2 separate regions of the Homo sapiens genome follow, and region 1 is linked to region 2. A link is an interaction called in ENCODE POLR2A ChIA-PET data of the cell type or tissue named here. Cell type or tissue: OCI-LY7. All regions are shown on one strand.

The links. ChIA-PET counts read pairs that join two places held together with the same protein. Peaks named below come from ENCODE experiments on the same cell type or tissue, not always from the same donor. Only the 100,000 strongest peaks of a DNase experiment are listed, where the experiment ranks them.
Region 1: POLR2A ChIA-PET joins it to region 2 with 9 read pairs; 1 of 35 experiments calls an interaction of 5 or more read pairs at or near these places.

What each region holds. Positions count from the first base shown.
Region 1 is chr3:47,488,411-47,493,410 of GRCh38, forward strand. No RefSeq gene overlaps it. Among named protein-coding and RNA genes, the nearest start is that of SCAP, 15 kb to the left of the region's middle. RefSeq lists enhancers at 1-304, 305-804. In OCI-LY7, no CTCF peak of the experiment used is centred here; DNase peaks (open chromatin) are centred at 2,981, 3,541 and 4,691; H3K4me3 peaks cover 1,014 bases; H3K27ac peaks cover 2,574 bases.
Region 2 is chr3:46,546,800-46,551,799 of GRCh38, forward strand. It overlaps LRRC2 (leucine rich repeat containing 2), which reads right to left. Exons shown (of 9, transcript NM_024512.5): 2 at 4,668-4,811. The coding sequence starts at 4,792. Among named protein-coding and RNA genes, the nearest start is that of LRRC2-AS1, 8.1 kb to the right of the region's middle. In OCI-LY7, no CTCF peak of the experiment used is centred here; DNase peaks (open chromatin) are centred at 322, 1,172, 2,982, 3,392 and 1 weaker place; H3K4me3 peaks cover 3,520 bases; H3K27ac peaks cover 5,000 bases.

The DNA.
Region 1 (5,000 bases), 940 kb after region 2:
TTGAGCACTTATATACGCATGTTAGCCATTCCGATGTCTGCTTTGATGTCTATTCCAATATTCCGCCTTTTTTTTTTTTTTTAAAGAGACAGGGTCTCAGCCAAGCACGGTGACTCATGCCTGTAATCCCAACACTTTGGGAGGCCAAGGCAGGTGGATCATTTGAGGCCGGGAGTTCGAGACCAGCCTGGCCAACATGGTGAAATCCCATCTCTACTAAAAATACGAAAATTAGCTGGGCATGGTGGTGCATGCCTGTAGTCCCAGCTACGTGGCAGGCTGAGGCAGGAGACCTGCTTGAACCTGGGGGGCAGAGCTTGCAGTGAGCTGAGATTGTGCTGCACTTCAGCATGGGTGACAAAGCAAGACTGTCTCAAAAAAATAGGACAGCATCTCACTGCATCACCCAGGCTGGAGTGCAGTAGTGCAATAATTGCTCACTGACTGTTGCCTTAACTTCCTGGGTGCAAGCAATCCTCCCACTTTAGCCTCCTGAGTAGCTTGGACTATAGCCATGCACCACCACACCCAGGTATTTTTTTTTTTTTTTTGAGACGGAGTCTTGCTCTGTTGCCCAGGCTGGAGTGTAGTGGCGCAATATCAGCTCACTGCAAGCTCTGCCTCCTGGGTTCATGCCATTCTCCTGCCTCGGCCTCCTGAGTAGCTGGGACTACAGGCGCCCGCCACCGAGCCCGGCCAATTTTTTTTGTATTTTTTAGTAGAGATGGGGTTTCACCTTGTTAGCCAGGATGGTCTCGATCTCCTGACCTCGTGGTCTGCCTGCCTCGGCCTCCCAAAGTGTTGGGATTACAGGCGTGAGCCACTGCGCCTGGCCACACACAGGTATTTTTTTTTAAATTTTTTGTAGAGACATGATTTCACTATGTTGTCCATGCTGGTCTTGACCTCCTGGCCTCAAGGAATTCTCCTGCCTCGACCTCCCAAAGTGCTATGATTACAGGCATGAGCCACCATGCCCAGCTTGCTGCCCATTTTTTAACTGGATTATGTGTCTTCTTCTTCTTCTTTTTTTTGACATGGAGTCTCACTCTGTCACCTAGGCTGGAGTGCAATGGCGTGATCTCGGCTCACTGCAACCTCCACCTCCTGGGTTCAAGTGATTCTCCTGCCTCAGCCTCCCAAGTAGCTGGGATTATAGGTGCGCACCACCACACCCAGCTAATTTTTGTATTTTTAGTAGAGATGGGGTTTTACCATGTTGATCAGGCTGGTCTTGAACTCCTAACCTAGTGATCCACCCGTCTCAGCCTCCCAAAGTGCTGGGATTACAGAAATGAGCCACTGTGCCCGGCAAGTGTCTTCTTTCTTTTATTCTTTCTTCCCCCTGCCCTCCTCTTCCCCCCCTCCCCCCACCCCTTTCTTTCTTTCTTTCTGTTTTTGAGACAGAGTCTCGCTCTGTTGCCCAGGCTAGAGTGCAGTGGCAGTCTCGGCTCACAGCAACCTGCATCTCCTGGGTTCAAGCAATTCCCCTGCCTCAGCCTCCTGAGTAGCTGGGACTATAGGCGTGTGCCACCATGCCCTAACTTTTGTATTTTTAGTAGAGACGGGGTTTCACTATGTTGGCCAGGCTCGTCTCAAGCTTGTGACCTTGTGATCCACCCATCTTGGCCTCTCAAAGTGCTGGGATTATAGGCGTGAGCCACCACATCCAGCAAGTGTCTTCTTCTTATTCAGTTGTTAAGAGTTCCTTCCATATTCTGGATACAAGTCTCTTATTATAAATATGAACGCAAAATTTTTTTCAGGAAAACAAGTAGAATGAATAACTATTTCAGAAAAGGACTATTAAAACTGATATCACGAAGTGACCGGAAATAAAGACCAATAATAAAGAAAAAAATTTTAGATACTCTCCAAAAATGTTATTTTCTTGGCTGGGCGCGGTGGCTCACGCCTGTAATCCCAGCACTTTGGGAGGCCAAGGCGGGCGGATCACGAGGTCAGGAGATCGAGACCATCCTGGCTAACACAGTGAAACCCCGTCTCTACTAAAAATACAAAAAATTAGCCAGGCGTGGTGGCGGGCGCCTGTAGTCCCAGCTACTCGGGAGGCTGAGGCAGGAGAATGGCATGAACCCGGGAGGCAGAGCCTGCAGTGAGCCGAGATCGCACCACTGCACTCAAGCCTGGGTGACAGAGCGACACTGTCAGAAAGAAAAGAAAGAGAAGAGAAGAGAAGAGAAGAGAAGAGAAGAGAAGAGAAGAGAAGAGAAGAGAAAAGAAAGGTGGGGGGAGGGGAGAGAAAAAGAAAAGTTACTTTCTTTTTTTTTTTTTTTTTGAGTGGCTGAGATGACAGGCATGCACTACCACACCTAGATAATTCGTGTATTTTTAGTAGAGACAGGGTTTTGCCATGTTGATGAGGCTGGTCTTGAACTCCTGGCCTCACGTGATCCACCTGTCTTACCCTCCCAAAGTGCTGGGATTACAGTCATGAGCCACTGCACCTGGCCTACAAATTTTAAATGAGTTGAAATGTTATCCATATTTTAAAAATTATTTTACACTAGAAAGCACAGAATAGCAACTTCATTCCAGTGAGAAAGAAAAACATATTTTTGAGTCCTGAAGAATTAAGACACCATCAGAGATGAAACAGGAACATTACAAGGTCTTGTTCAAATAGCACTGCCCCCATAAATTCTTCCCCAATTTTCTGTGCCCGCAACAAAAAAGAAAAAAAAAATTAGGGGGAAATAATTGTTCTTTCCTATGAACATCAGCCTCATGTTAGTAGAATATTTTTATGGCCCATATCACACCTTATGATCCTGTTTTTCTACCCCTGTATTAGTCCATTCCCACACTGCTATAAAGAAATACCTGAGGCTGGGTAATTTATAAAGAAAAGAGGTTGAATTTGCTCACAGTTCTGCAGGCTGTATAGGAAGCATGGCAGCATCTGCTTCTGGGGAGGCCTCAAGGGAGCTTTCACTCGTGGTGGAAGGCAAAGCAGGAGCAGGTGTCGTATATGGCAGGAGCAGGACCAAGATGGGGTCTGGGGTGGCGGTGGGTAAGTGCTACACACTTTTAAACAAAAGATCTCATGAGAACTCAGGACAGTACCAAGAGGGAAATCCACCCCTGTGATCCAATCAGCTCTCAGCAGGCCCCATCTCCAACAGTGGGAATTAATTTCCACATGAGATTTGGGCAGGGACACAGACCCAAACTATATCAACCTCTCATTAGGCTACAGCAGTCTTTAGGATTGTTTTGGTTTTTGGTTTCAGGGTTTTTGTTTGTTTGTTTGTTTGTTTTTTTGAGATGGAGTCTAGCTCTGTCGCCCAGGCTGGAGTGCAGTGGTGTGATCTCGGCTCACTGCAAGCTCCACCTCAGCATCCCGAGTAGCTGGGACTACAGGCGCCTGCAAGCACTCCTGGCTAATTTTTTGTATTTTTAGTAGAGACGAGGTTTCATCATGTTAGCCAGAATGGTCTTGATCTCCTGACCTCGTGATTTGCCTGCCTCGGCCCCCCGAAGTGCTGGGATTACAGGCGTAAGCCACCACGCCCGGCCGGTTTTGGGTTTTTTTTGAGACAGTTTCGCTCTGCCATTCAGCTTCGAGTGCAGTGGCTTGATCATAGCTCACTGCAGGCTTGAACTCCTGAGCTCAAACAGTCCTCCCACCATAGCCTTCCGAGTGGCTGGGACCACACCACCATGCCCAGCTTTTTGTTGTTGTTGTTCAAGACAGGGTCTTGCTATTTTGCCCAGGCTGGCCTCCAAACTCCTGGCCTCAAGCAATCCTCCCACCTCAGCATCCCAAAGCGCTGAGGTTACAGGTATGAGCTACCATGCCCAGCCTTTAGGATTGTTTTTATCTTTATAACCCTTTTTATAAAACAGATCTTCTGGCTGGGCACGGTGGCTCACACCTGTAATCCCAGCACTTTGGGAGGCCGAGGCAGGCGAATCACGAGGTCAGCAGATCAAGACCATCCTGGCTAACATGGTGAAACCCCGTCTCTACTAAAAATACAAAAACTTAGCTGGGCGTGGTGGCAGGCACCTGTAGTCCCAGCTACTCGGGAGGCTGAAGTAGAAGAATCGCTTGAACCCGGGAGGTGGAGGTTGCAGTGAGCCAAGATTGCGCCACTGCACTCCAGCCTGGGCAACAGGGCAAGACTCTGTCTCAAAATAAATAAATAAATAAAAATAAAATCCTGGACTCAAGTGATCTGCCTGCCTCAGCCTCCCAAAGTGCTGGGATTACAGGCATGAGCCACCATGCCCGACCAACACCAGGTTTTAATTGATAAGTAAGCAAGGATAAGGAACAGATTCTGTACACACGGAAAAATACAGAGAAAATTATATGCTAGTGATTAAAGAAATGTCCATTTCACACTAGAATCATTTTTATGGACCATATCACACCTTATGATCCTGTTTTTCTACCCCTGTATTAGTCCATTCTCACACAACCACCACTATTAAATTAATTAAAAATAAGTTAAACCCAAAGTTGACAGAGCAAAATCTCTGCATCATTGTCAACTGGCTCCATCATTCTGAAGAACAACCTGATAATGTGCCAGGGCCAGTTTCTGCTGTAATTCAATAATTCCATTAGAGGGTATGGACTAAAATGTCATCACCCCTCACTTCTCACAGGCCCCTGTGCTGGTTTATTTATAGCACTTATTGTGGTCTAAGTTAAATATGTCCTTTGTCGATTCTGTTGATTGCCTGTCTTCTCTTCCAGAACGTAAGTTCTATGAGCTCTGCCAGTGACCTGGTTTGTCAGGTTCTAAACAAACAAGTACTTATCCCCACCCGCAATAGGTAGAGTATATAAAATTTATAACAGCATAATTGATAACTGTAAAAACCAGAATCTACATGCCCAGAGGATAACTAAACAAACTAGAATATAATGATAGCATAAAATGCTGAATAGCTTTTTTTTTTGAGACTGAGTTTTGCTCTTGTTGCCCAGGCTAGAGCACAATGGTGCATTCTCGGCTCACTGCAAC
Region 2 (5,000 bases):
CCTCCACCTCCCACGTTCAAGCGATTCTCCTGCCTCAGCCTCCCCAGTAGCTGGGATTACAGATGCCTGCCACAGTTTATATCCCATTATCTCCCTGCTCTACACCTGCCCCCACACAGTAAATGAGATGAAGGAAAACTCATAACCTTGCACACTGGTCTGGCTTTGAAAGGAAAACATATTCATGGATCCCATTGTAATCACCTCCTGGCATCCATCCTTAACTCCCTTGCCCCTCTCTTGGTGTCAGTGGCATTTGCATTTGCTGTTATGCCTGCCTGCAACCCTTGTTCTTAGATTTCTGCAGGGCTGGCTCCCCAGGTCTACATGCAAATGTCACCTTCTTAATCAGATGTTTTGCTTTTAAGAAACCATTTCAGATATTGCTGGAGTTTCATGCTTGCCATTCAACTGAGGGAAGCTGGAACATTTGAAGAAAAACATTTTGCTGACAGCACTGGCTGGCACAGCTCTATAGGTCTCAGTCCCAGTGAGCTGCGCTGGGGAAAACCACCCAGCAATCCATGAGTCAGGGCTTCAGGATCTACATATGAAGTCTATAAGTAATATAACAAAAGTGATAAATTTAAAAATATTGCCAGGTGCAGTGGTTCAGGCAGGAGGAACACTTGAGGCCAAGAGTTTGAGACCAGCCTGGGAAACAAAGTGAGACCCCTGTCTCTACAAAAAATACAAGAAAAAAAAAAGAAAGCGGGGCTGGTGGCACATGCTTGTAGTCCCAGCTACTCAGGAGGCTGAGCTAGGAAAACTGTTTAAGCCCTGGAAGTCGAGGCTGCAGTGAGCTATGATCACACCACTGCACTCCAGCCTGGGCAACAGAAAGAGACTTGTCCCAAAAAAATTACAAGAAAAAAAAAAATATATATATAACATATGTGTGTGTGTATGTGTGTGTGTGTGTGTGTGTGTGTGTCAGCACATGAAGGGATATGAATTTAAAAGCAGAAGAAAGTGCTGAAAGAGAAGTGGGCTCCTCTGGGAGAAGTTGTAGTGGCTTGGAATTGTTGCTTTTCCTTATTAGCTTTTCTGTGTGATTTAGTTTTATAACCATATGATAAAAATGAATTTTAAATATCTACCTGTAGATTTAGATCTTACTGTAGCAGTCAGGACAAGGGGCAGACTCTAGGTCAAAGACATGCTGCTAGAACTTCTGTTAGAAGCAATACCTCCAAAATTTTTAAAACCAACAGCACAGCCACTGCAAGTTCTTGTATTCACTGGGCACTTTTCAGATTAATGTCTCTAACTTTTCTTTCCTCATTTCTTAGACTGAACCTGAAGGCAGATCCTAGCAATATAATGAGATGATACCGGCTCATCCCTATGTAATATATCATTCCTATAGCACATATTACAAATTGTTATAAATATTTCACATATTTTGGTACAGCCAATATAAAATGGAGAAAAAAGAAAATTAGATGTACCCCATTAAAAATAATTATATACCAAATCTATTTTGTATTATTTCTTAAATATTTGTTGTCTTATTTTCTTTATGTCTTATTTTCCTTCTTAAATATTTTATGTCTGATTCCCTCTGAAACCTGATGAAAGGAAAGTGAAGAAGGAAATATAAACTATTTTTTTAATTCCATTCTCTTCCTTGAAAGTAATTAAAATAAATAAAATTCGTTGTCTTTTCACTCTATCACCCATATAATTCAATGTGAAATCTTCCTCTCAACTCAGTTTTAGCTGAATGCCAAATATGCAATAAACATACAAAAAAAATGCCATTAGAGTTCTTCTAATTAAATCAATAAATGTGTAAATAAAATACCTTTTCCTTAGGAAAGGAAACCACAATCCCAGCCCAGATGGCAAACAGCCTCAATGGAGAAGAAATTCTTCACTTACAGCCTAACAATAGCTCTTTTATTTCTCCCTCTAAATCAGCAGTCCTCAACCTTTTTGGCACCAGGGACCAGTTTCATGGAAGACAATTTTTCCATGGATGAGGGGTTGGGGGGATGGTTTCGGGATAAAACTGTTCCACCTCAGATCATCAGGCATTAGATTCTCATAAGCAGTGGGCAACCTAGATCCCTTGTATGCACAATTCACAAAAGGGTTTGTGCTCCTATGAGAATCTAATGCTGCCGCTGATCTGACAGGAGGTGGAGCTCAGGTGGTAATGCCCGCTTGCCCCCTGCACACCTCCTGCTGTGTGGCCCAGTTCCTAAAAGGCCAGCCCAGGGCTTGGGAACCTCCGCTCCAAATGATCAAGTTTCATTCGGAGAGAGTGATATTTCATATTTTATCTCTACTTATAATGTTTAAGTATCGGTATATACTTCATAACAACTACAGCATTACAGGATGAGATACCCTAAAGTGAGGTAACAGAACAAGCTAGGAGGTTTTATTTGTTTCAGTAAATTTAAATTAACCAAATAGTTGCCTTTTATAATCAGGCAGGCATTAATTTTTCAACATATTAATTACTCCTTTGAACAGTAAACAGATCCTGAGAAACTAAAAGTTAACCCTCAAATAGTACTAATGATCACAGTATGAATTATATTATGGAAGCTCAAAAACACCTGTAAAGAAGGCAAATTTACTACCCCCATTTCTGAAGAGGCTGAGAAACTAAGTTCCTTTCTTAAACATGCACATTCTTCCCCAGCCCTACCTCACATTCCTCCTTATCTGCCCAGCCAACTTGGTGGCTGTTTTCCTTATCTTGGGCTAGAAAAGCCAAACAAATATCCAAGAAGTTTTCTGTCTTAGGTTAAGATGAGACAGTGCACAAGCTCAATGACACTGAGCCCAAGTCAAGCTCAATCCTATGTACATGAGATGCGTGAAGCTGTTTAACACCTCAAAGAAAGACAGCGTTGAAGGGGCAGATCCCACTCCAAAGCAGATGAGAGAGCACAGTCTGCAGACCCCAGGTGTCTGCAAATGGCTCCTCTTCCAAGAACCTCAGGAAGTTGCATCAGCTACAGGTGCTTCCCTAACTCCCCTCCCCACTGCCAAGGGCGTGGGCCTCCATGCAGCAAGCTTGTTCTGCTGTAGAGTAACCCCAGATGCTAGGTGTGCGGAGGAAATCAAAGCAGGGCTGAGAGCTACTTTGGGCTCTGGGACCTTGTATGATTTATGTGAGTGTAGGTCTCTTGGATGCGTTGCCATGTGGGCTTTCTGGTTTAAGGGTTGTAATTCTTTTTTGTTGTTTTTTTGTAAAGACAGAGTCTCACTATGTTGCCCAGGCTAGTCTCAAACTCCTCAAGCAATCCTTTATGTCATATTGGACAATCTCAGATTAGTGGCAAGAGAAAAGACGTTCTAACTACCTGTGATTACAGCATTATACAGAGGCAAGGGCTTGGCCACATCTTCCACTTACCATCTGTGTGAACTTGAGCAACTTACCTAAGTCCCAACTTCCTCATCTGCAAATTAGGGATGGTGGTAACCACCTGAAACCACTGTGATGAATACAGTAGCAGCTTAATTATCAAGCATGATCAGAATAGGTATTTGTTTAATCCAAAAAGCTAATGAAGGTGGAGAACCAAGAATGTAGACACATTCACACCTTACACATCTTTTTTTTTTTTTTTTTTTTTTTTGAGACAGAGTCTCGCTCTGTCGCCCAGGCTGGAATGCAGTGGCTTGATCTCAGCTCACTGCAAGCTCTGCCTCCCGGGTTCACGCCATTCTCCTGCCTTCCTGCCTCAGCCTCCCAAGTAGCTGGGACTACAGGCGCCCGCCACCACGCCCGGCTAATTTTTTGTATTTTTAGCAGAGACGGGGTTTCACCGTGTTAGCCAGGATGGTCTCGATCTCCTGACCTTGTGATCCGCCTGCCTCGGTCTCCTAGAGTGCTGGGATTACAGGCGTGAGCCACTGCGCCCAGCCCCTACACATCTTGCTTTTAATTTAAAGTGTGCAAATATACCATCATTGGCCAACTTGATGTAGGGTTGGGACTTTCTTTGAGAATGGGTCTGCCAATGAGAATCCCATTGTGTCAATCTTATATAAACAGCACCCCTAATGCATCATCCATGAGTTCCAGTTCTGGTTTCTCCACAGGGAATAAAAATTGCAGACATATGCAAAGCCATCTTCAACCTTTCTACCTTGTAGATTTTCCAAAGCACTCAACTTGGTGTTCATATACATAACTTTCTTTTACTCATATTTCACGGCCGTATATGATAGGCAAATGACACCATTTCATCCAAGTAAAAACGACACCAACACAATGAATCTTACCTAGAATTCAGCTCAATGGGGGAGGGCTGAAGTGCACAACAGAGTAGCCCCAAGCTGCCCCAGATGGCAGTCAGATGGTGTCCAGAGCGCCAGACAGCCTAGTGAGTTAGCTCAGTGAACTCTAGCTAGGCAGCCTGCTACAGCATTTACTGTGGGGGGATTTATCGTGTCATCTCGGTCTTCCTCGTGCCTACCACAAGGGTGGTGGGTAGGTCCTTATAACCATGGGTGTTGCTATCATAGGAACTGCGTATTTGTACTGAGCAACAGTGTAAGGCTCTGAAGTTTAATGAGGAAAATTTTACCAACAGTGAGAAATCCCAGAAGAAAAGCATCCTCCTCCACAACGCAACTGTTGCCTGTCCAAATCCTTATTCACCAAACAAGCTACAAGACTAGGTTGAGAAAACACGTACTTCTCCAAGGCGCTCTTCTCAAGCCTTTCCACCTCCTTCTTCTGCCAAGCTTTGTGCTTCTTGACACGAGTTTCCCACAAGGCTCTGATGACAGAAATGTCGAAGACAACCACTTTATGTCCCATTTTGGGAGCATGAAATTACCTATTTAAAAAATATATAGATATGTCAGCTTGATACACAAACAGAAAACAGTTTTAACATAAACTTTAAAATGAAATATGAATGAATCACTTGGCTTAAGGAATGATGATATGCCTTACTACTTCAAGGATGACAGTTTGCTTTTTTTTTTTTTTTTTTTTTTTAGCTTGTTTGGCTGGTTGGGTTTTG